5 separate regions of the Mus musculus genome follow, and all the other regions are linked to region 4. Evidence: chromatin loops called from intact Hi-C (ENCODE). Cell type or tissue: heart. All regions are shown on one strand.

What was found. Hi-C counts contacts between places; a loop is a spot of excess contacts. Peaks named below come from ENCODE experiments on the same cell type or tissue, not always from the same donor. Only the 100,000 strongest peaks of a DNase experiment are listed, where the experiment ranks them.
Region 1: it touches region 4 in a loop (3-fold over the local background); 4 of 42 quality-filtered maps call a loop at or near these places.
Region 2: it touches region 4 in a loop (6-fold over the local background); 11 of 42 quality-filtered maps call a loop at or near these places.
Region 3: a loop joins it to region 4, with 4 times the contacts of the local background. A loop is called at or near these places in 3 of 42 quality-filtered maps.
Region 5: a loop joins it to region 4, with 1.9 times the contacts of the local background. A loop is called at or near these places in 3 of 42 quality-filtered maps.

What each region holds. Positions count from the first base shown.
Region 1 is chr11:102,314,522-102,319,521 of GRCm38, reverse strand. It overlaps Ubtf (upstream binding transcription factor, RNA polymerase I), which reads left to right and starts at 426. Exons shown (of 21, transcript NM_011551.7): 1 at 426-674; 2 at 3,049-3,173; 3 at 4,483-4,658. The coding sequence starts at 3,116. In heart, CTCF peaks have their summits at 2,125 and 2,837; DNase peaks (open chromatin) are centred at 21, 711, 1,421, 2,581 and 2 weaker places; H3K4me3 peaks cover 4,317 bases; H3K27ac peaks cover 3,470 bases.
Region 2 is chr11:102,484,188-102,489,187 of GRCm38, reverse strand. Gpatch8 (G patch domain containing 8) reads left to right here. Exons shown (of 8, transcript NM_001159492.1): 7 at 1,558-1,688. Among named protein-coding and RNA genes, the nearest start is that of Itga2b, 17 kb to the right of the region's middle. In heart, a CTCF peak has its summit at 2,044 (motif pointing left); no DNase peak of the experiment used is centred here.
Region 3 is chr11:102,293,146-102,298,145 of GRCm38, reverse strand. It overlaps Atxn7l3 (ataxin 7-like 3), which reads left to right and starts at 1,517. Exons shown (of 13, transcript NM_001098837.1): 1 at 1,517-1,743; 2 at 3,087-3,197; 3 at 3,504-3,636; 4 at 3,841-4,012; 5 at 4,205-4,302; 6 at 4,478-4,500; 7 at 4,825-4,870. The coding sequence starts at 3,147. It overlaps Gm33851, which reads right to left and starts at 1,757. Exons shown (of 2, transcript XM_030246466.1): 1 at 969-1,757; 2 at 229-522. The coding sequence starts at 1,381. The coding sequence ends at 450. In heart, a CTCF peak has its summit at 2,644; DNase peaks (open chromatin) are centred at 975, 2,035, 2,775 and 4,015; H3K4me3 peaks cover 3,611 bases; H3K27ac peaks cover 3,421 bases.
Region 4 is chr11:102,553,893-102,558,892 of GRCm38, reverse strand. It overlaps Gpatch8 (G patch domain containing 8), which reads left to right and starts at 2,735. Exons shown (of 8, transcript NM_001159492.1): 1 at 2,735-2,813. The coding sequence starts at 2,769. In heart, a CTCF peak has its summit at 2,183; a DNase peak (open chromatin) is centred at 2,562; H3K4me3 peaks cover 2,509 bases; H3K27ac peaks cover 2,109 bases.
Region 5 is chr11:102,504,005-102,509,004 of GRCm38, reverse strand. It overlaps Gpatch8 (G patch domain containing 8), which reads left to right. Exons shown (of 8, transcript NM_001159492.1): 4 at 794-861; 5 at 1,476-1,562. Among named protein-coding and RNA genes, the nearest start is that of Itga2b, 37 kb to the right of the region's middle. In heart, a CTCF peak has its summit at 2,934 (motif pointing left); no DNase peak of the experiment used is centred here.

The DNA of each region.
Region 1 (5,000 bases), 240 kb after region 4:
GAGCCGCCAAGCGACCGGCTGATTGGAAGAGAAACGCAGAGCGATGGAGGCGGGGGTAGGAGGACGATTTCTCTGCGGGGACTGGCGGCGGCGTACACGCCCGGGTCGGGCGCTGCAGAGCTTGGCTAGCTTTCAACCCGCGCTCGGCGGCTCCAGCCCCGCGCACCCCCGCCCCCAGCCCTGCCGGAGGCCCCGCAGGTGAGTGGGAGCTGGGAGCCAAAAAAGAGCTAAATGTCGAAAAACATCTGCCTTGGAAAAAAAAAAAAAAGCAAAAAACATTTTTTTTTTTTTTTTTTACTATTCCTTTTTTTAAAATTTCGTGCAGCCCCCGAGCGGTGGGAGGGAAGGGGTGAGGCTGAGCCGCCCGGAGGAGGCGGAGGGGCCAGGCGAGGCCGGGGCGGCCCGGGAGGCGGCGGCGCCAAGGCGGCTCTGACGGGCGAGCGCTCGGAGCGGCGCTGCGCTGCGCTGCGCCGAGGCGGGCGGGCGGGCGGGCGGAGCGGGGCGGGCGGAGCGCGGCGCGTGGGGCTCGCCATTAGCCGTCGCTCCGCTTCGCCATCTCGGGCTTTGTCTGGAGACTCGCTGCCCGGGCGCCGGCAGCTGCGGAGCTGCGGCTCGGCTCTTCCGCTTGCCGTGCTGCCTGGCGCCCCCGGCCCTCACTAGCACCCACTTGCTCGGTAAGTAAGCCTCGGTGCCGCGGATTTCGGGGGAAAGGGGTTGCTCTCTGGCGGCGCCAATCTCCGTCCTCCACGCGCCCGGGAAGGCCTGGATAGCCATGCCGGGCTGGATTGAACCGGCTCCCAGAGTGACTCTTCCGCTGGGGTCGGCAGCTCCTGGCCGATTCCCGGGTGTGAGGAGGGACGGGAGAGGTTTTTGTTGTTTAGGGGACTAAGAATATATATTTTAAGTTTCACGGGTGTTCTGCGGAGCATAAGGGAACCGAGAGGTAGGCGCCGAAACCTCGCACCGCGATCCGGGAGCGTGAGTCCCAAGCCGGTAGCCACGCTCCGGGGACCAGGGTGGTCGCTAGCCCGCTCCCGGAGGCGGGAGAGAGGAGCAGATGAGGACTAGGCCGGGAAACCGAGCTTAAGCTGGGAGAGCCTGGAAGAGAGCTCCAGAGCAGGGTTGCCGGCACCCGCGAGGCTCGCCGGCCACCCTCTCCACCGCCGCACCTCGGCCCTCCCTTCCTCCCGCGCCGGCCAAGCCTGCTAGTTCCCCCGCGGGGCTGGCGAGGTCGCTTTAGCCGCCCGCTTGCTCGCCCGCCTCGGCTCGCAGCCCCGCCGCCATCCGGGCGGCTGCGTGTCTTCCCTGTCCCGGCCCCCCCCTTCCCCGGCGGCAGCAACAGCAGCAGCCGCCGCCGCCACTACCACCACCCCCCTCCCCTCCTTCCTTGCCTCCGCCTCGGCCGCCCGGGTCCCCCCAGCGCCCGCCCCTCCTCCCAGCTGCCCCCCGCGGAGCCCGCCCGGGCAGGCTGTGGGAGGGAGCGGAGCCGGCGAGGCGGGCGGGCTGGCGCTCGCTCCCCGGGGGTCGGTGTGCGCTCTACGGGGAAGGACGCGCTCGCTGCCCCGCTTCTCCCGCCCCCCCTCCCGCTCCTCCTCCTCCCTTCTCCCTCCTCCCCGCTCCGGCGGCGGAGGCTGCTGCGGCGGCGGGGGGTGTGCGAGCTGAGGCCGGGGCCGGCGGGCGGGCGGGCGGGCTGCCTGCAGGCGGAGGGCGCTGTGCTTTGTGCTTTTCGCCGCGAGGAGCAGCAGGCAGCAGCCACAGCCGCCGCCGCCACAGCAGCAGCAGCAGCCGCCGCCCCAGCGCCGCCGCCGCGCCCGGAGGAGGAGCCGCTGCCGCCGCGGGAGGGAGTTGCGGCTGTGCCCGGCCGAGCGGGGGAGGGCGCCGCGCTCAGAGCCGAGAAGGGAGCCGCCGGAGCGGGGAGCTCAGAGGCCGCGCTGCGCCGGGTAACCGAGGCGGCGGAGGACGTGCGCCGGGGCCGGGGCTAGGGAGCGAGCCGCGGCTGCGGTAGACGCCGAGTGGCGATACCGGGAGAACTGTAGACAAGATGATCAGGGAACGGGGAAGGGCGCCGTGAGCCGGGGGTAGGAAGGGCAGGAAGCGAGGCCCAAGTGAGGCCCCGGGTGGAGGAGCCCGCGTTTCTCCGGCCGACAGGCGCAGTTCTCGCCGGCCGCCGGAGGGGGCGGCGGGGCCGGTGAGCGAAGCGCCCCCGCCTCGCGGCCGCCGTCCTCCCGCCCTCTGCTTGGCTCGGCTCCCCGGAGGCCGGGGCGGGGGCGCCGGCAGGGCTGGGCCGCAGGCTCGGGGAGGAGGCGGCCGTTCCCGCCGCGGTCGCGCCTCTGCGCCGGGTTTCTTCCGTGCGTGTTGGGGTGGCTGGGTGGTGGCGGCGGCGTCTCCGGCCCCGGGTGGTTCGGGGACGGGGGACAAGCTAGGCCGCTTCTCCGACTGCTCGCCTGCCCGGACAGGCGGGGACCGCGTTGGGAGGTCGGGAGGGGGGTAGCAGCGGGAATCCAGATCTAGTCCCCGGGGGCGGTCCGGCCGCTGCGCTCCCGGGCTGGCGGCGGCTGCGCGGCGTCCGGGTCCCCGCCGGGTTGCGGAGGCGGGGGGAACCGGCCGGGGAAAAGCGGGAGGAGGAGACTGAGGCGCGTGCCCGCTTCCATGCCCGCGCGCGCCCTTTACCCGCCCTTCCTCCCCCGCCCTCCAGCCTGGGGCCTCCCCGGGGCGGGCGCTCACCGAGGAGGAGGAGGAGGAGAATTTTTTTTTTTTTTTTTTGCCCGGGTGGGGGAAGGAGGCCGGAGGGCGGGAGCTAGCTGCACGCGGGAGCTGGGAGCAGTCTCTCGCGTGGGCAGGGGAGGGCGCATGCGGCACCGCCTGGCTCTGGGGGCTGGGGTAGAGAAGAGTGGGGCTCACTCCTGCACCCACTGATGAAGTCTATGAGCCTCCTGTTCGGGTCTCGCTGAGAGTGTGGACCTATGCCCCCTCCCATGTGTGAGGGGGTGGGATAGAAAGCCCCCCTCCTCTCAGCCTCCTTAAGTGGGTTTGGTGTCTCTTCAAAAGGGTGAGGTGGCTTTGACCCCGGGTGGCCCGGCCAGCGCGACCGAGGAGGTGGCTGGACAGCTGGAGAATGAACGGAGAAGCGGACTGTCCCACAGACCTGGAAATGGCCGCCCCCAAAGGCCAAGGTATGGGTCCCCAGCTTCTCTTTTCAAACTTGTCTTTTTTCACACACGAGCTCTCCAGCCTTGTAAAAGGTTCCTCTCAGGCTTCGTTCTGTGCACTGGCAGACAGTCTTAAGTCTTAGAAAGTGAAGCATCTGTCACATGGGGGTTTGGCCAAATCCAAATTACTTGGCCTTGAGCTTAGAACTTGAGTCTTTACGATCTCTTGCTATGAATGAGGGTCACAGGGAAGACTCTTGGAAGCCAGCCTTCTTGGTTTCTTAGCTTGAAGTATCACACCTTAGTGGAGATTTTCACTAGAGGCAGGTGGAAAACAGGGAAGGGGATTGTGGTTTATGGCTCCAAGCCTTAGGAATTATAGATGCCCCGACCCTAGCCACCTCTGTCAGCAGTGTTATGTTTATGACATGGAGGGTAGTAGGAAACTGGGCATCTGCCAATGTTTGTGAGACATCAGGGGAGAGAGGATTATGGGCCATGTGACCCTTTTCTGCGGAAACCGGCCCAGGTTACCAGATGCAAATGAAAGTCAGGAGCTCTTTTGCATCCTGGCCAAGGGTTCCCCCAGCCCAGCCTCCATAGCAGAGAGGCTCAGAGCTGTCTCTGGGCTGCACTTTAGCAGCTGAAAATAATTGGGCTAAGATGTCAACTTGGAGTTCTGGGGTTCTCCAGAGACCAAGGCCCTGAGAACTCTGTCCACCTGCTTGCCTTTTCTCAGAACTACTGTGTATGGTGCTAATGTTTGAATTCCACTTTTCTCAGTTGCCAGAAATGCTGCTTTGGTCTCCCTTAAAGTGACTAGAGTGGTGGAGTACCTGCCTTTAGTTGTTGATCTCCAGCTGTGCTGGACAGACATCTTCACTGGGAGCCTTAGGACTCACACCTCAACCTCAGGCCTTGCATGTTTGACACTCACATAGAGCCTGACCACATTTAGATACGTTCTTTCCCTGATCCCTCCCTTTCTGATGAGCCCTTTGTCCATAGGCCCTAAATCACTAGACTTCCCACTCCATCTCATACTGTAAATAGGGGCCCATGGCAGCCTAGCATGTTAAAAGTGATTGCTTTGAGGTAAGCAAGACAGGATTCCCAGTGTAACTTAAGTATGGTGGTTATTTTATCTGGTCCAGAGTCCCTTCCCTGATTTAATAGGACCACGGTTATTTTTCTTTTTTAGGACTGAGCCATGTACTGGTTCAGATGAGAAGCAACCAGGGGCTTTGGGGAGGAGGGGGTGAACTCAGAGGCTGGGGAACAGATCAAGAGAAGGGCATGAGCCAGGTGTGGTGACTTCTCTTACATGTCACAGACCGCTGGTCCCAGGAAGATATGCTGACTCTGCTGGAATGCATGAAGAACAACCTCCCATCCAACGACAGCTCCAAGTTCAAAACCACAGAGTCGCACATGGATTGGGAAAAAGTTGCGTTTAAGGATTTTTCAGGAGATATGTGCAAGCTCAAATGGGTGGAGATTTCTAACGAGGTAAGTGCTTCCCACTTTTTGACTCCTGTAAATAAATACATATTGTATATGCTATTTTTTTTTCCTTCAGAAACAGGGTTTCTCTGTGTAGCCCTGGCTGTCCTGGAACTCACTCTGTAGACCAGGCTGGCCTTGACCTCAAATCCGCCTGCCCCTGCCTCCTGAGTGCTGGGATTAAAGGCGTGCGCCACCACGCCCGGCTGTGTATATGCTTTTCATCTCAGAGAAAACGGGGAAAGCAAACCAGTCACTTTGGACAGAAGGCCTTCACGTGTTCTTCTGTCAGCTCTAATGTATGCCTTAGGGGAGGAAGTGGCCTGGGCGATAGCAACCGCCTAGTGC
Region 2 (5,000 bases), 70 kb after region 4:
GTTGATTAATTGAAGTTCTCCAAACTTAAGAGGAAGGAGTACGGCCTCACTCACTGCTCATCGACAGTAGCAGTCTTTCCTGAAGTTTTCCGACCATTTCTCTTGAAGAAATGGAACCTATTACAGAAAAAGGGTAGTTTCATTTATCTAGACGTGATTACTCGTGTGTGTGTGTGTGTGTGTGTGTGTGTGTGTGTGTGTGTGTACATACACGTGTGTGTTTTCCACTCTTGCTTCTCCCCAGCCCTCGTTGAGTGCTTTTGTCCCTGATGTTGAGTATATCATTTGTAGATTCACTGAGAGCTTATGTAGTAATGCTTGCCTTATTTTTTCTCTTCCACTCTTGTTTTATTTTTTACTTTTTTTTCTCTTTGTGATGTGACGTTTTCAGCTGATGTTTTGAGAGCAAATCCTTCTAATTTGGGAGCCCAGATCACAAGAGTGAGTTTTTCTATAGTGTCTTTAGCTGTATATCTTTTGTGTGTGTGTGTCTTTCTACCTTTCCCCCTCCCAGTTCCAAAAGATTTGAAACACACTTCATAAATACTAGGTAAGAAAATTCCTCTGTCTGTTGAACACCATGCCTTTCTAAAGCAATGTCCACTTTATATTGGGTCAGCTCCCTTTTCCTAAGCTGTTGGGAGAGCATAGGCTGCTGGGCAGGCCTTGCGTTCACTTTTCATGTTCTGAGTGTGTTGCACCGTCTTCATTGCAGATGGGTATGTCGGACTCTGTCACCAGCCTGTCTCATGACACCACTTCTTCGCTTTTTGTTTTCTTTTGTTTTGAGGAAAATTACACAGTAGCTTCTGAGAACAAAAGGCCCATTCTGTTACTAGAATTTTAAGTCACAGAATCTTCAACTTTCCTGTGTCCTTCTTCCCTGATATTCCTCTCAGGGTTATGAAGGAGTGGAAAGCAACATGATTATTTCCATTTTAGCAGACAGGCTGGATTTGAAAGTGGTCAGGCTGAGTTCTGAACATGCCAGGGTTGGAAGACCTCTCGACTTTAATAATTGTAAGAAACCTCTGTTATCACTAAAACCAGATAAAACCTCCACATTTTTATGGTGGGGAAAGAGTATTTCTGTTTGCTCTGATAATGATAACCTCCCATGTAAGCTGTACATTGCTTTTTTTTTTTAGCTCTTACACCTTGGGTAATTTTCTGTACCAGCCTAACCCCTTTCTGTCACTTTGGCCTGTGTTACTGCGATTTCTCTCACATTTGTTTGTCTGGTTCTGCATCCTGGAAGAGCAGGTGATTGGTCTCTTTCCTTTCTTCCCAATAGTCTAAAATCTGCGTGTTGCTTCTGGAATCATTTTGTTTTGTACAATAAGGCAAATGACTTGCTGTCCTAATTACAAATGCCCATAATCCAAGTGTCGTGCTCAGAGTGACCAGCGTTGTGTTTCTGAGCACCACATGAATAGAATAGTGTATTCCATGCCAGTGTTATGACATTGGTTCAGGGTAAATATTATAAAGGCTTTGCCCTCACATCTGTGTGTTATTAAAAATTGCTCACCTTCTATTTCTTTCTTTTTAACTCAGAGATTAAAAGATCTCAAGCAGAGAGAGTTTGCCCGAAATGTCTCTTCAAGATCCCGCAAAGACGAGAAGAAACAAGAAAAAGCCCTTCGGCGGCTCCATGAGTTGGCAGAGCAAAGAAAACAAGCTGAATGGTAGGAAAATTTCATGTTAGGAATGTCCTGTAGATAAATAGAATCCTTAAATTTTACATTTACAGATTTAAAATTATAATTCAAACACTGGATGTAGTAGCTCATGCCTATAATCCTAGCACTTGGGAGTCTGAGGCGAGAGAATTGCTGTAAGATTAAAGCCAACCTGGCTGATGAGACCTGATCTCAAAAAGAATATATCTAAAAATATTTAACTTGGGTGGCGGGGGAGGGGCTGTGGAGAGCTAGCTCAGCAGTATGAACACTGGCTGCTCTTCCATAGGTCCCATTCAGTTCCCAGCAACCACAGGGTACCTCACAGCCCTCTGTAAGAAATCTGCTGCCCTCTTCTGGCGATCACGTGTACATGCAGAGTGCTCATAAGTAAAAATAAAGTAGAAACTCTTAAGATTTTGAATTGGGCCGGTGTCTATCTCGGTGCTTTACAGAAAGCTACATAATGTCCTGGGTTTGATTCTTCAGTACCACATAAGAATGTTGGCAATACCTGTAATCCCAGAGCTCAGGATGGAGAGGCAGGAGGTCCAGAAGTCCAGGGCTGTGCTTGGTTGTGTAATGAGTCTGAGGTCATCCTGGGACACCTGAGAGCCTATCTGAAAAGAGAATGGAGAACGGGTGAAGTGGAGAGCTCCGTGGAGTTGTCCTGAAGAGTGACTGACTGACTCCATTAGACATAACTAAAAGGTGCCTCCTGCCACAGTGAGGCCGTGGTTTCTGTTCCACGCTCTCCAGCACACCGTGCAGAAAAGCACAGCACTCCAGATTACCACTACAACCTCCTAGCACATGTTTGCTGAGTCAGGTATTATCACTGCCTTTTTAAACTATACAGTTAGCCAGTGTGATTGTGTATACCCTAATCTCAGCACTCTGGAAATAAAGACAGGCTGATTTCTGAATTTGACGCCAGATTGATCTATATAATGAGTCTGTCATCTCAAAAACAAAACAAAAACTGAAAAATTAAAAGAAAATAAAGTTGTATTATTAAAAAGATATATTGAGTGTAGAGCAGGATAGAGTACCTCTTTAAGGATCCAAGTTCTTCACTACTGGGAAAAGTAAAAGACAAACTTTGAGAAGAGGGGGCCAGGCATAGTGGTGCAGGCCTTTCATCCCAGCACTTGGGAGGCAGAGACAGGCAAATCTCTAGGGGTTCAAAACCATGCTGGTCTACCTAGTGAGCTCCAGGACAGCCAGGGCTACACAGGAAAACAAACAAAAGAGGAGGAGGAGGAAGATGGGACAGAGCCTTGGCTTCTGAATGCTCAGAAATCTTACCACTTTACCTGCAAAAGCATAATACCGTGGCGTGTGAAATATGTGTGCACCTGTGTGTTTCAGTCACTCTCCAGAGGACCATTCCCCTCATATTCTTGGTTTGGTCTTAGCCTATACTTCAGATTTCTATTTTGTGTTTAATTTGTTTGGTGTATAGACCAGGCTGGCCTTGAACTCAGAGATCCTCCTGCCTCTGTCTCCAGAGGGCTGGGATCAGAGGTGTGGGCTACCATGCTTGGTTGCAGTTTCTTATCTGACAAATTTACAAATTGCATTTGCTTCCTGTGTTTGTGCAAGGATTCATGTGCCATGGTGTGTGTGGATGACAGGACAGCACTTCAGTCTGGTCTGTTTATCCACCTTTACATGAACTCTAGGGATTAAACTCAGGATGGCCACCCTGAACCTTCTGAACCTGCTGAACCATCTCATGAGCCCGATTTGCAACTTTTTCTGTAGTAAATGCATCTTTCTTGGGCATGTTCTAAGGATATCGCCACAAAAGATGTATGTCAGGCTACTTTCTGGTTCAGGACATATTATAACACTTGTTTTTCTTCAGAAGCAACTTTAGCTATTTTATAAATTAGCAGTTAAAAGATGGCCAGGTAAAAATGATCAGTGTGTAGGTTACTGGTTTGGCACTGGGCCCTGTACATGCAACATCATTTGTTCATTGATATGAGGTAGACTGGGCTGGTGAGATGGCTCAGGGGGTAAGAACACTGACTGCTCTTCCAAAGGTCCTGAGTTCAAATCCCAGCAACCACATGGTGGCTCAAAACCCTCTTCTGGAGTGTCTGAAGACAGCTACAGTGTACTTACATATAATAGATAGATAGATAGATAGATAGATAGATAGATAGATAGGAGGTAGACTGTGACATAATATAATATAATATGTCTTACTATCTCTGTCTGGTTGGACTCTGTCTTGAACAGCAACAGCACATACAACAAAATTTAGATACCATGGTATCTGGATTTTTTGGCCCCAAGTTGAATACAGTTAGTTATATCTAACTAATTGTCTTTAGTTACTGAGTTCAGGCTTCAGGAAATGCCTAGATAGTCCATACATAGCAAGATAGGCGGTAAACACTGGCTTTAAAGCATCTTAGTAGTTCTGTTGTAGGAGCTGGAACGTAGCTTGTTATAGGCATCATTCTATAACAACACACACACCAAAGTATAATCGTTTGAGTTTTTTTGTTGTTTTGTTTTGTCTTGTTTTTAAGATTTATTTGCTTCATGTATGTAGATATTCTGCCACTTGTCTTCAGACACATCAGAAGGTGGCATCAAATGCCCATTACAGATGGTTGTGAGCTACCATGTGGTTGCTGGGAATTGAACTCAGGACTTCAGGAGGAAGTCAGTGCTCTTAACTGCTGAGCTATCTCTCCAGCCCAAGTGTAATCATTCTTGCAGTTCAACAGGGGTCAACAGCATGGCTCAACAGGTAGAGGAGGTGAGCCTGAAAGCCTCATCAAGTCCCAGAACCCAAACAGCAGGAGATGACCAACTCTACAAGTTGTTCTCCGATATCCACACATGTGCCATGGCTTGTGTACGTTCACACACACAGTTAATAAAATGTAACAAAAAAATACATTAAAAGCCGGGCGTGGTGGTGCACGCCTTTAATCCCAGCACTCGGGAGGCAGAGGCAGGTGGATCTCTGAGTTTGAGGCCAGCCTGGTCTACAAAGTGAGTTCCAGGACAGCCAGGGCTATACAGAGAAACCCTGTCTCGAAAAACCAAAAAAAAAATAAAAATAAAAATAAAAAAAGAAATACATTAAAAAGAAAATTATAGAATTATTAATGTTTAAGCTGTGTGCTATATGTGTGCTATAATGCCTGAAAGATGAATCATTCCTTTATTTGCTATTTCCATGCTCCCTATCCATTGATTGGAAGAAAAAGTCCATATTCCTATAACTTGCATTATAAATTATAAACTTATAAATTAAACTTTATTATAATGTAGCCTCTCTCTCTCTCTCTC
Region 3 (5,000 bases), 260 kb after region 4:
TCTGTTGTGGTAAAAGGAGTGGCTAGGCATAAACTTAATTGTTAAGTCTTTCCTATGAAATAGGTACTATCATTATGTCCTCTGGTAATGGACAAAAGAGGCGTAAGAAGGTCTTTTGCCTGGTCCACCAAGTTAAATTCAGAACTAACGTGTGGTCTTATCCGCTTCGAAATATCTACCAAGAACCTCCATACATGTTTGCTGAAGAGCGAAGAACCAAAGATGGTCTCAAAGTACGTGATTCCAGAGTTTAATTTTATCTGAAGCTAGAGGCCTGGCACGCAAAAGTCTCGAGGCTGTAGACACGGCCACGTACATGTGAGCGCAGATCTAAACACCTTGGGTGGCTGAGAAAAGGACCTTTCCTCCCGAAGCTAAAGAGGCGAGAGATGGAGGGTAAGGCCACTCCCAGCGGAGCAGCTTTTAGTGTAGGCAGAGTCTGGCCAGTGCTAAGCAGTCTGTCTGAGAGGTGGAGGGTCCAGCGTGGGCTCCGGAAGCAGGAAAGGCGAGCAGGTGTGGGATCTAAATTAGGATAAGGGCGGGAGCGCGCTCGACTCAGAAGGGCGCAGCTTGCACTCCGCAGTGAACCTTCTCCCTTGGGTTCTTTTCGGTTCGGAGGCCTGGGGTGGCTGGTGACCCACTCCGAAACCCAGAGAACGAATGCAGACCAGCCCCTTTTAAGGTTGTTCCTTCCTGAGCGCCTAACTGCACCCCATTTCAAGCCCAGACTCTTCACACAACTGACTGTATGCCTCGCGGTCAAAGTGGGGGAGCGACCGGGGAGCAGAGCAGGGAACCCCGCGGGAAGGGCGGGGATGCCTGGGCCGGAAGGCGTCCCAGGCTCGGCTGGGAGCCGGCGCTCTCTTTCGACGCCACCCCGTTGCCTCCGCCCCCGAGCCGGCCGGGACGGCACCAAGTCTCCGCCCCTGGCGCACCGCGCACCTCACCTTGAACGCTGCCCCACCCACCTCGAGCCTATTGGGCCTCCCGGGCCGAGGACACTCCGCGATTGGCCGGACTCGTCTACGGAGGCCCCACCCATCTCCCCGCCCCAGGTCCCGTCCGCCGGTACTTTGGACGGCGGCGTGGCGCCCCTCCTCCCCTCCCGGTCCCCGCCCCCTGGAGCAAATGCTGCCGAGCTGCGGCCGCGGGGCAGATGCACGCGCTCGGGCCCTTCTAGCAGGCGCGAGCAGTCGCTGGGCGCGCGAAAGCGAAAGGAGGAAGAGGAAGGGAGGGCGAGGGCGGGGTGTTGAGGAGGGGCGGGAGGAGGAAGAGGAGGAGGTTGGAGCGCGCTCGCGCCTGGCCTCGCGCCCGCGCCGAGGGAGGGGGGAGAGGGGCGCGCGCGCGCACGCTCGCGTCCTCGCTCGCTCCATCCATCCATCCTCCGGTCGCGGCACGCGCGCGCGCTCCGGGCTCGCGCCGCACCCCCCGCCCGGGAGAGGCGGGCTGGAGTGGGGGGCGGGGGGAGGGGCGCGCGGACGGCGCGCGGACTGCGCGCGGGCGGGGTGAGGTGAGGAGGAGGAGGCGGCGACGGGACGAGAAGGGAGGGGAAGGGGCCATGGCCGCCCGGTGAGGCGGCGAGGCGGGGGGGCAGCCCGACCCCCCGGCCCCGGGCCCCGGGCCCCGGGGAGAGGCGAGGACGGACCGACGGACATGGGGCTCCGGAGCAGCCGCCGTCGCCGCCGCCGCCGGAGGACGCGGCCCTGAGAGGCCGCCGGGCCCCGGCGCGGCCCCCCGGGCGGGGTGAGTACAGAACAGGGACGGGGGAGGGGCCTGCGGGGGGCGGGGGGCGGGGCCCGAGGCGGGGCTTGGGCCCCCTCCCCCCAGGTCTGGGTCAGCGCCCCTTCCCCTCCCCCAGGGCCGACGCGGAAACGCCCGGCTTTCCCCGGCTTCCCGGCCGGGCCGGGGCCCCCCGGTCTCCCCCTGGCTGGGTCCTCCTTGGGCGGGGCAGGGCCGGCCGGGGAGGGGGCGCGGGGCCTTTGTTAGGGAGCCAGGCCCCAGCCCCCGGGACAATAGAGACACCCTCCCGGAATCCTCTCCCCGGCCCGTCCGGGATCTGGGCAGGCGGCGACCTAGTGGGGTCGGGACGCGTCCCACTCTGCTTACTCTCTGGGGGTCGGTCTGTCCCGGCCCGCCGCCGGCCTATGGGCGGCTCGGCTCTCCTCCCCCCAGTCGGTATGATGCAGCAGCAGTGCCGCAAGGACGGGAGAAGAGCCGCGACACGGCCTGCTCCCCTTCCCAGTGCCCCTGGCTCATTTGTCAGTCCCCACCCCACTCGAGGCCGGCAGCTTCTTAAACTCGTACCCACTCTTCAGTGGGGCCCCGAACTGTGGGCACTGTTTCTGAATCCTACGGTGGGGTTTTTGGACTTTGGGGCTCTTGGAGAGACTTCCGGGCTGGTCCTGAGGGAGGGAGGGTGCGATCTAAAAGAACAGGTAAGGGGAGTGCCCACTCGCGTGCGTACCACGGGGCTCTCCTCTGCTCACGTTCTTGGTGGCTGGAAATGCCCTTTGCCTGTAGGCTTCTCTGGGCTCTGTTCCTCTCGTAGAGTGGCAGGCTTATTTTAAGAGAAGACAGAGTGGGGTGAAGGTTGTAGGGTGTTAGGGCCATTCCTACTTCTGGTAGCAGTACCCCCCCAAGTGGACATCCTGGCTGAAAGCAGAGGTGACTATGACAGCCCTTAGGGAAACGGGGGTTGTCTTGAGGAGTCTGTGCAGTTCTTTGCCACACCCTGTGGGTTTGCTTTGAGGCCTTAGAGTTCCTTCTCCTCCCCCTGCTGCATTGCACCATGGGTATCAAAGAGGGGTTTGAGTTTTGGGTACCTGGGATGAGCTGCTGCCTCCTATAGACCTAGAGTCTGATTGGCAAGGCAGTACAGTTCAGGGCCTGAGCTTAGGCCTGGGAAGGACTAGGCCACCTCTGGTTCTCAGGCCCTGAAGGACCATCTAGACCTAGTGAACGGGGCCTTGGGGAGGGAGACACACTGATGCCAGGATTAAGCCCTGGGCTTGGAGGTGGGGAGGGGAGGTGGCAGTCTCTGGAGGTGTCTTGGACTCACACCAACACCCCCACCTCCATGTGTGCAGCCGTGTTGCCGCCCGCTGTGCTATGAGCAGTCAGAGCGCCGTCTCCACAAGAGTTTACAAATGAAAATGGAGGAAATGTCTTTGTCTGGCCTGGATAACAGCAAACTAGAGGTGAGGGCTCCCCCACGTGTGCCTCCGGTTCTTTCTCTCAATGTCTCTGCGTCCGTCGCTAAATCTGGCATCTGTGCCAAAGGAGGAATTTGGGTAGTCAGCCTTGTTCCTTAGAGGGAATAATAACCAGCTGAAAGGTCCAAGGATCTGGGAGGAAGAAGGAACTCAAAAATCAAGGTCAGGAAAGTGGCAAAGAAAGCAGCATGCTTGGTCAGGGCCAGGAGATTTGGTTGGTGAGAGTTGTTCAGTCAAGGTGGGGTGCTCCCCTTGTGACCATGGATGCTGGTGTTCTCTTCCGGGGCCCAGGCCATCGCTCAGGAGATATATGCTGACCTGGTCGAGGATTCTTGTTTGGGATTCTGCTTTGAAGTACACCGGGCTGTTAAGTGTGGCTACTTCTTCCTGGATGATACGGATCCTGACAGCATGAAGGATTTTGGTGAGCCTCAGGGTGGAAGGGGAGTGGTCTAGCTCTGCCCAGGAAGGGCTTAGAGCAGTCCTTTAGAAACTGTCCTATTTGTAGAGCCTGGAGCTCCTGTGAGCTTAGGCAAGAATGGATTTAAAGAGAGCCTGGGACCATAGGTGAGGACAAGAAGTTAGGGTACCCTGCCCGCTCTGATCGCCACACCTCTCCTGTCCCCAGAGATCGTGGACCAGCCTGGGTTGGACATCTTTGGACAGGTTTTCAACCAGTGGAAGAGCAAGGAGTGTGTTTGCCCCAATTGCAGCCGCAGTATTGCTGCTTCCCGCTTTGCCCCCCACCTGGAGAAGTGCCTGGGAATGGGTCGCAACAGCAGCCGAATCGCCAACCGTCGGTGAGAACCTCATGCTTCCAGCACCAGTGATGCGCAACTTGTGCAATTGGTACCGAGGTGTAGTCTTATGGGGTCACTGGTAGGGTACAGAAGGGGGGGCCACTCTTGGTCCTCACGTGCTTCCCTATAAATTCATGTGCAGATGGGTGATATCCTTTAGCCTTGACATTTTTTCTTCTCAACTTTGGGCAGGATTGCCAATAGCAACAATATGAACAAGTCTGAGAGTGACCAAGAAGACAACGATGACATCAATGACAATGACTGGTCCTATGGCTCAGAGAAGAAAGGTGTTTTGGGGGTCTGGGGAAACCTGGGAGAAGCTGGGGTGAAGGAAATAGTAGTAGAGTATACATTTGCCATAAACTGTCTTGATGGGGGAAGAATGTAGTTTTCAAAAACATATAAATATTCTGAGAACAAGAGCGTAAAAGTAACTGTGTTTTTTGTCCTGTTGTCCCCCAGCCAAGAAGAGAAAATCAGACAAGGTGAGAGCTGGGGCGAGCATGGGGGAAATTTGGGTGAAGGACAGATACCCTTCCTTTGGGGCAGGGATTGATTGCTCAGGTCTTTTGACTCAAGTGTGAGGTCACTGGGGGGGCATCCCTGGGTTTGGGAGTAAGGGTGTGTGGTGGGCAGGGGAGCTGCAGAGGTTTTGTGGGCGGGCGGGCGGGCGGGAACATAGCCGTCTTACCGGGAGGAACAGTAAACGCTTGAGGTTGTTTCTTTGTCAAATCTTTTTTCCTTCCCTGGGTTCTCGGCTCCCCCTTATCATTGCCCTTTCCCCAAAGCTATGGTATCTCCCATTCCAGAACCCTAATTCCCCTCGAAGATCCAAGTCTCTAAAACACAAAAATGGTAAGTGGGGCTAGACCAACAGGGGTGCTGCTAGCTATGTTATTTATTACAGGGCTTGTAGTGGGGGTGAGGGAGGGCCTGTGATCCTTCTGTCACCCCCACTTCCTCTCTGGTTATTTTCAGGGTTCTC
Region 4 (5,000 bases):
AGACTGCCTATAGAGGCCAGGAAAGGGCATCATATTTCCTGGAATGAGAAGTACAGGTTATGAGCCGGGCGTGGTGGTACACGCCTTTAATCCCAACACTTGGGAGGCAGAGGCGGGCAGATTTCTGAGTTCGAGGCCAGCCTGGTCTACAAAGTGAGTTCCAGGACAGCCAGGGCTATATAGAGAAACTCTGTCTCGGGGGGGGGGGGGGGGGGCTGGGGGGGGGGGAAGAATTACAGGTTATGTGAGTGCTGGGAACCAAACCTGGGTCCTCTGCAAGAACAGAAAGCGTTCTTAACTGCCGAGCCTCCTTTCCATCTTCCAGGATTTCTGTCTTAATCTTCAAATATTCTTTGTGAATGGGGCTTCCAGAATGATAAGCTTGTATGTGGGGTATTTTGGTCAGAACTGTGATTTTATGTTAGGCTAATACTCCTTCCATCCCTTTGGAAGACCTTGCTTCTGTAAGCCAGCTTTCCCACAGAGGGCTTGCAGGGGAAGTCTGACTCTGACTAGAATAACGGTGAGGTGGTTTGAATAAGAATGGTCTCCAGAGCCTCATATATTTGAATGCTTAGCTACCAGGGAGCTAAGCTGCTTGAAAGGAATAGAAGGATTAGGAGCTGTGGTCTTGTTAGAGGAAGTGTGTCACTGGAGGTGGCTTTGAGGTTTCAAAAGCCTATGTCAGGTCCAATCTCATCCCTCAACTCTCCTGCTGTGAGTTAGGACTTAGCTCTCTTACACTGCTCCAGTGCCTACCTGCAGTCTAGCATACTCCCCACCATGATTATAGACTAAACCTCTGCAACTGTAAGCCCCCAATTAAATGATTTCTAAAAGTTGCTTTTGTCATGGTGTCTCTTCACAGCACAAAAACAGTGACTAAGACAGTTGGTTTTTGACAGATCCTCTCATTTCGGCAAAATACTTTCTTCTGGATTAGAGCCGGCATGTTAAAAACCCATGATTTGGGCTGGTGAGATGGCTCAGTGGGTAAGAGCACCTGACTGCTCTTCCAAAGGTCCAGAGTTCAAATCCCAGGAACCACATGGTGGCTCACAACCATCGATAATGAGATCTGACTCCCTCTTCTGGAGTGTCTGAAGACAGCTACAGTGTACTTACATATAATGAATAAATAAATAAATAAACAACAACAACAAAAATCCCATGATTTGTTTGGTTAGCATTTCTAGAGAAAGTCTCCAGCTGCTACCTGAGTGAGAAAAAAAAAATGATTTAGGCTCCAACTGCTTTCTAGATTGCTTTGTGACCAGTCCCTTGGACTTTCAGCTCTGCCCACACCCTCACCTTCCCTGGTGCCAGGTACAAATTCCAGAGGCTTGCTAGCTGACTAGGGAGAGCTCCAGGTTTAAGGAGAGACCTTGTCTTAAAATCAGGTAGAGGGGCTAGAGAGATGGCTCAGCTGTTAAGAGCTGATACACATACATACATACATACATACATACATACATACATACATACATTCATTCATTCATGTAGGCGAAGCAGTCTTACACTAGGTAAAATTAAACAGCCCCCCCTCACTCCCCCACCCTGTGAAAACATTAAAGAAAACAAGAGCTGGAAAGATGGCTAAGCAGTTAAAAGCACTTGTTCCACATGCAGAGCACCTGGGTTTGTTTCTAGCACTGACATACATGGTGATTCTTAACTGTAACTCTAGCTTCAGGGGATCCAATGACTCTGAACATGAATATATATGTGTGGAGGGGGGAGAGGAGTGGGAGGGGGAGGGAAAATAGTAAGAAAAAAACGTCAAGCTCTTGGTAGCCATGTGTTTAAGTTTCTCTCTTCTTCAAGGTTGTGATCCCTTTGTTATGCCTTGATTTATATGTAGCTTTAAGATAGGTCATTCTTTTCATTACAGTCCCCCCCCCCCACAGTGTCACTTAGATTTTGTTATTTGAAGCAATGTCTTATAGCCCAGGCTAGCTTTGAACTTCCTATGTAGCCAAGGATAAGCTTGACTTAATTTCCCCTCAGCCTCAAGCAGGAATAGACACTCGTTTATATTTACAACTATTAGGTTAATTTATTGGTTATCTGACTTCCTGCCTGGAATGGAAGCCCTTTGAGAGATTTTTTTGGTACCTCTTAAGTAACATTATTATGTATTAATTTTAAAAATACCCTCTTTGGACATCGGGGGGCGAGCCTCTACTACATAGAGAGCTACAGGAAACCCTGTCAACAAAATAACAAAAACAAAACAAAAAAACATTAAAAGTACTCTAGCTGTAAAGTCAGATCTCATGCTACTGTATAGCATTACACTGTATATTATTACAAATACGGGATGGGCTTGACCGTAAACAAGAGCATAAGAAAGAAAGACTTCTGAACACTGCTAAGGGAGCAAGTGAATACTTCCCAGGCCCCCAAATGCTCTGCCCTGCTGATCTTTCCCTCCGGAAGCGCTTACGCGCGCCGGCGCGAGTGCGCATGCGCGGCCCGCTGGGGTCGCTCGGGGCCGGGCGTGAAACCGAGCGATGTGAGAGGAAGGTTCCGCCTCCAGGCCTGCGCGCCTTCGGGATTCCCGTCGGAACGAATTCCTGTTCCCTCCTCTTCCCAACACCCCCCCAACAATCCCTCGCCAAGCACACATCCTCCACCCCCCTCCCCACGCCTGCTGCGCGCGCCCGGTGGGCGTGGGAGGGGGCGTGGAAACAGAGAGGGGGCGGGCGTAGCGGGAGGGGAGGAGCGAACCGGAGAGCGTCGTCCTGAGGAGGAGTGAGAGCGGCAAAATGGCGGACCGCTTCTCCCGCTTCAACGAGGACCGAGACTTTCAGGTAAACACGGGCGTCGCCGAGGACCACCCACGCCCCCGGAGGGCTCGCCGCGAGCCCGGGGCCGCCTCCCTCCCGGCCTCCTGGCTCTCCTTCCTTCTGCTCTCCGCTCCACCTTGCAAGCCGGCTCTCGCCCCTTCCTGCCTCTCATTTCTCCAGGGGCCTCCGGGGCTGAGATGAGGCCGCGTCCCCGGCTTCATCCCTATTCACGCCGCTTCTTCGGCTCGGCTTTCCTCCTATTTTGCTCCTGGCTTCCCGCTCCGCAGCCGGGCGCTTTGTGGGGGTTGCGCTTTGCTTGTCTCGGGGCCTGTGCAGGCGCAGGGCCGGCCCGGCCCCCGGGGGAGAGGGCTGGGGCGGGGAAGGCTTGGGCCAGCGGTTTTCAGGCCGGGGCTATGGAAGCCTTGGCTTTTGCTCGCCCCGATCATCCTGGGGATCGCCTCTCCGTTTTCCCATTGTGACAAACAAGCCCTTTATCGACTGTCTAACCTAGTCTTCCCCCTGGTAAAGGGCGCCCTTTCTTATCAAAGACGCCTTTTTTGTTGAGGCGAGCCATTGAGCTTTCTCTGGGCATAAATAACTGCTGTTGTTTACAGGCCGTTAATTGGGTTGGGGACAGTAAGGTATAGGTCTGTGGACTGGCGTAAACTTAACTTCGAGACCTACCAAGATTTGTAAAGAAGCATAATTATGGCCTTTCCAAGCGGGAGTAAATTCGTTCCTAAACCTTGATTTTTTTTTTTTTTCTTTCTTCGTTTGCAAATGTTGATCTGGGAAAGATGTCCGTGGGGTGGCAGGCATTAAAGAAAAAAACAACAAAAACAAAACAAAACAAAAAAACAAACAACAAAGGCCGAATTAGAATCATTAGGCTTTTAGATATTGAAATTGTTACTGCAGGCATAGTTGGGAGACAATAAGGGATTTAGTAGCCTTTGGTTATTTCTAGGTAAAATACATCCTCAGTTGCAAATCACTGCATTACTACCGCATCTCCTGGCAACAGCAATTTAGGTCAAGGGATGAGCCTCCGAACTCGAGTTTTTGTATTCCTTTCAGCTTCCTCAACGCACCTCTAGCTGTGTCAGAAGGCAATTTGAAGGGTTTGAATTCTTGGAGATGATTGGGTTGATAGACAAAGCAATTTCAACTGGTTTAAAATCAACACTGTTAAATAGTCTTAGGTGTAGAACGCTATGGGAAGTTTTGCAGCAGTAAGGGATTTGGGAGTTGCTGAAAATGCCTTGTGGTCATGTGCCTGCCGCAGAAACTGCAGCCCAGCACAGCATCTTAAGGTGTTTTAAGGATTTATCTCAGGTCTTCCAAAGTTTGAGGTGGACATTTGATACCCGAGAAGGAAGGCAGGCTTATCTTTCTTTTCTTTCTCCCTATATCAAGCCCTATGAAGCAGGTATAAAGTATATACGCTTTATTACTATTTTTTGTTAATTTAAAATTATTTAGGAGACAGTAGATGACGAAAACCTTCCAATGCTTTTCAGAGAAAAGAATTTCAAGGTGACCTAATAAAATTGAAAACAGACAGTTTTGAGGAAAAATGGCCCTCAAGTATTTCAGCTGGCTCAAACGGGGTTTTGAATGAAGATATTGAAAACTGGCTATTAGGATGTGAGTGTCGTCACTTGGAAACTGAGCAGGGAGACTCTTCTTCGATGCTTTAGTTGAGGTACTATAAAATCTGACTTATGGGATTTATGAGATGGGTCAGTGGGTAAAAAGCCTCCGCCTCACAAGCCTGGCCGCCTCAGTTTGATCCCTGGAAGGTGGAAGGAGAGATCCAACTCCAAAAAGTTGGCTTCTGACCCCAAATTATATGTCCCCTCACATGATATGCACAATAATAAAAAGTCACAGCCTTAAAGGTGGCTTAGGGAGTTTGCCATCAAATCTGAGCGGAGTTAGTGCCTGGGCATCCACAAGCTGGGAGGAAAGAACCAAGCCAGTTCCCCAGAGTTGGCCTCTAACAGCCCCCATGACGTAAATATAATAAAACGGTTTTAAAACCAGAAATAGATCCTTTGAGCTCTTTGATGTTCGTACATACATTTTAATTGTATTTTCTGCACTTGCTCTGACATAACCCACTTAAAATTCTAAATGTCGCAGTATTTTGCATAAAGGGTATTGGAAATGGGAAAATTGTTGTGAAACCATGTCGTATATATCTCATAC
Region 5 (5,000 bases), 50 kb after region 4:
CAAGTTGTGATGTAAAACAGCTGTGGTAGTAAAGTGCTTGTCTGCCCCATTTTGCTTTGTTTGGCTGGTTATGAGTGGATTAAATATATATTTACTTTTTAAAAATCTCCAGCATAGATCAATTAGTTGAAAGTCAATTTTCTTCGCAACTAGTCCTTTTCACAGCTTGCCACTTACCTTCCGCAACCAGTTGTCGAATCAAACCAGGCTTGTCCTTAAGGGCAAGTAGCTGTCGTTTTTTATGTAAAATTTTCTTTTGATTGGAAAGTGTCTATCAAAAAACAAAAGTTAAACATGTACTGATATATCATTTCTTCTGTTGTTTAAAATGCATTCCCCCACTCCTCATTCAAGCATTTAAGATATTCATTACCAGTTTAAGGGATGCTTTCGAACAAAGTTGTGATTGTATGCTGGAGGACCAGGAGTTCACGGTCATCCTCTCTTACTTACTGAGTTTGAGGCCAGCCTGGACTACATGAGACCCTGCCTTATAAAAACAGACAGACAAAGAAACTTGTAAAGTTCTTTATTGTCAGCTCCCATTGACGGATCCCCTCACTTAGCTTTGCCATAATGACCCGGAATTCTCTCTAGCCGGGCCACAGAGGGTTGTTGGGTTTAGTCCCGGAAAGGAGGGATCGGATGGAAGCTGTGAGAATGGCTTTTGTTTGGTTCACTGTAGCTTTCTGGTCTCTGCACTTCAGGCAAGATCTAACCACCCAGACCTAATGTTTAAGTGAACTATTAGCCTAATTTTATGTCTCAACTTAATTCTGTGTTCCTGTTACAGGGAGAACAGACCCTATTCCAATCGTTGTCAAGTATGATGTCATGGGCATGGGTCGAATGGAAATGGAGGTAAATTGATTAAGACATTAATTTTATGGAATATATAAAATTGGCATTAACTTCCAACTTAAATGTCAATATAAGCGTATACTTACCAGATTGAGCATAATTAATTTTTCTTTGACCAATTAAAAGTGTATTTGATGTTTCCATTTTGTGCTGTTTTTGAAGCACTGAGGATGTAAATGATGCCCCTGTAGAGGAGTTTTCTGGTGTTGTACAGAAAGATCAGGTCAGGCTCTGGCACTCATTTAATGGACAGTGTTGCCCTGTGCTTAAAGCACTGTGTAGTAGATGCTCTGCCCATGCAGGGTTATATATATCTGTTACCTACAGTACCTTCATTTTATTGTCTGAAATACTGTTTTCATTTCGTTCTAATTCCTTGGAAGTAAATATTGAACTGAAATCTTGTAATCAACACGTGGGTGTATCGGCATACATCAGGAAAGAGATTAAGGAACTTAGCTTTCTGTTCTCTGTGACATGACAGTAAAGCAAGAACTAGCTGAGGGAAAAAACAAGTTCCATGCTATCTAACACTATGCTTGTGCAAATGACATTTTCATAGTTAGTCTTGGGTTCTTTAGGAAATAAGAATAAATGTGTCTATTTTTGTCAAGCTGGATTATGCCGAGGATGCTACCGAACGGCGTCGTGTCCTAGAAGTAGAGAAAGAAGACACAGAAGAGCTGAGGCAGAAGTACAAGGTAACGTAAACAAAGTCATTGTTTGAGAAATTCATACAGAAAAGAAATTCATTTTTGGTGAAAATGGTCTCCCTGACTGATAGCATTTGTTTACATTTAATAGTGATTTGTGATAATCTTATTGCCTCAGTAAAAACTGAAATACCTACTCCATATGTATGTTGGGAAAATTGCATTAATGTTTGAAAGTATTAGTCCCAGGTAGCATACAGAAAGTCAGGTGGTTGCAGTAAAATAATGGTTGAGTCCTTGGAGGCTTTCCTTTTTAAAAAGAAAGTGGGTGATGCTATTTTGGGAAGTGGGGAGCATTCATTTTATGTGTAATGCCACAGTGTGTATAGAAGTCAGAGAACAACTTCCACCCAGAGAGCAAACACAGATCTCTGGCTTGGCAGCAGGAGGCCTTACCTGCTCTGAAGTCTCCTCTAGCCTGAGCTAAACTATTGTTTCTTGTGACAAATTAAGAATTTTCTTGTTCATTGTTAATTGCACTCAGCCCTAAAGTTCCCCTCCCCATCCCACCCCCACCCCCATCTCTGTTTCTATTTTTTTAATTTAATTTAATTTAATTTAATTTAATTTAATTTAATTTAATTTAATTTGGTTTTTTGAGACAGGGTTTCTCTGTGTAGTCCTGGCTGTCCTAGAAATGAGTCTCTGTAGACCAGGCTGGCCTCGAACTCAGAAATCTGCCTACCTCTGCCTCCTGAGTGCTGGGATTAAAGGCGTGCACCACCATGCCCGGCCTCTGTCTCTCTTTCTATGCACCCCCCCACCCCCCCCACCCCCCCCACCCCCCACCCCCGCCAATGAGGACATCACAGTGAATTCTTTTTCTCTTTAATGGGGTGGGTATGGAAGTGGTGCTTGCCACTGTATATGTAAGGAGGGTAAAGGACAACTTTGGGGAGTCAATTCTCACCACGTGAGACAAATGTGTATGGATATTTTATTTATATATATATGTCTGTGCCGCATGTGTACAGGTGGGCTTTAAACCCCTAAAACTTACAGTTCAGATGATTGGAAGGTACTATGTAGGTGCTGGGAACCAAACCTGGATTCTCTGCAAGAGTGCTTCTAAATACTGAGCCATCTCTCTAGTCCAGAATAGTTTCCTTTTTAAAGGACTATTCATAATAAACTGCAGCTTAGAACATGTAAGTTAAGCATTCAGAAATAAAATAGGCAAATTAGAAGATAAAAAATAGATCTCGGGGGGCTGGTGAGATGGCTCAGAGGGTAAGGGCACTGACTGCTCTTCCGAAAGTCCTGAGTTCAAATCCCAGCAACCACATGGTGGCTCACAACCACCCGTAATGAGATCTGCTGCCCTCTTCTGGTGTCTGAAGACAGCTTCAGTGTACTTATAGATAACAATAAATAAATCTTTAAAAAAAAAGATAAGAAATAGATCTCATTGAGATAATCCTATAGAAAGAGCTGTGTCTGCTCTTCCACAGGTCCTGAGTTCAATTCCCAGCAACCACGTAGTGGCTCACAACCATCTGTAATTAGATCTGGTGCCCTCTTGCTGGCAGGCAGAGTGCTGTATACATAATAAGTAAATCTGAAAAAGAAAATAAAGATTATCCTATAAAAGCAGTTTTTTGGTTGTAATACTTAAGGTGAAAATGGGGAAAAAAGGGATTTGTTATAAAACTAAAAACAAAACATTCTACTGTATAAAAGGGAAGTATAGCCTGCCTACTCAGTCAAGCATCTGTTAAAGGCCTTTCAGAGTCTCAGTGCTTGGAAGTGCCTATAAATTTAGCCTAGGTATCTAGACTTCCCTCAGTAGTATGGAATAGAGAAAGGGATGACATACTAGTTGAAGACAATAAAAATCTTCTGTCAATCTTGAAAACCAAAGATCTATTTCCTTTCATTTTTAAGATAGATAATAATAGAGTAAAATTAAGGTAATTATCATTTCACAGACTTAAAGATTAAAAAACAACCAAGACTGGGGTGATAGCATACCTATAAGGACTCCTGGAATCCAGGAGGTATCAGGGTGGACACCTGTCTTCCTGGCAGTCAAGTGGCAGACAAGGTTCTAGACATGATGGCACTTAGGGACAGGAGGCAGGAGAACTGCCAAAATTTTGAGGACAGGACTGACTTGGAAAACAATGCTTAGCAGATGTCCGTGTATAAAGCACATAGTACAACAACCTGACTTCATGTTACACCATGCCAGATGTGGCAGCACATGCTGTAATCCACAGGAGGCAGTGACAGGATGACCCCTGGAAGCTAGGGACCATCTAGCATGTCCATACAGTGAGAGATCTTCCTCTCACAATGTAGGAGGTGAGGATTGACACCCCAGGTTGTTCTCTGACCTCATTGCACTCACATACTTAAGCATACCTCACATATATTAAACATACACAACAAAACAAATACTTTGTTTTTTTAATGTATAGAGAGATAGCTCAGTGGTTAAGAGTACTGGCTACTATTCCAGAGGACCTGAATTCAATTCCCAGCACCCACATGGCAGCTTACAACCATCTATGACTCCAGCCCTAGGGTTCCTGTGCTATTTAGCTTCCACAGGAACTTCATGCAGGTGGTACCTTGACACACTCAGCAAGCACTCACACATATGAAATAAAAAATGGAAGATGTGCCCCCCCAAAAAATGGAAGATGCTTGCTGCTGTTTGGGGGTTCTGATGCTATCGAGGCTCACTTTTTTTGTTTTGTTTTTTGTTTGTTTGTTTGTTTGTTTGTTTGTGGTTTGGTTTGGTTTTGTTTTGGTGGTGGTGGTTGTTTAAGTCAGGGTTTCTCTGTGTAGCCCTGGTTATCCTGGGCCTGATTGCCCTCAAACTCAGAAATCGGTCTGCCTCTACCTCCTGAGGGCTTGAACTAAAGGTGTGCACCACCATACTTGCCTAGGTTCGTTTTGTTTGTTTGTTTGTCTATTTTTTAAAGGTTTCAGCCTTGGCTGTCTTGGAATAGAACTTGCTCAGTAGGCCAGACTGGCTTCAAACTCACAGATCCACCTGTCCCTGCTTCCCAAGTGCTATGATTAAAGGCATGCAACTATCCAACCGGCCTGACCTAGGTTCATTTTTAAATGAATTAGAAATTGCAGAAGAGTTATAAATCTAGAGCTTATTTTGTCTTTTTTAAGACTCTGAAATGACTGTACATGAAGAGCTTGGCATTTCCACTGCTCATTTTTAAATCCGATCAGTCGTGGGTAGAAACTGAAGGAAGGAGGCTGCAGAGACTGCTCAGTGGTTAAGAGCACTGACTGTTCTTCCAGAAGTCCTGAGTTCAATTCCCAGCATCTGCATGGTGGCTCACAACCATCTGTAATGGGATCTGACGCCCTCTTCTGGTGCGTCTGAAGATGGCTACAATGTACTCACATACATAGAATAAATAAATCGAAAGAAAGGAAGGAAGGCAGGCAGGCAGGCAG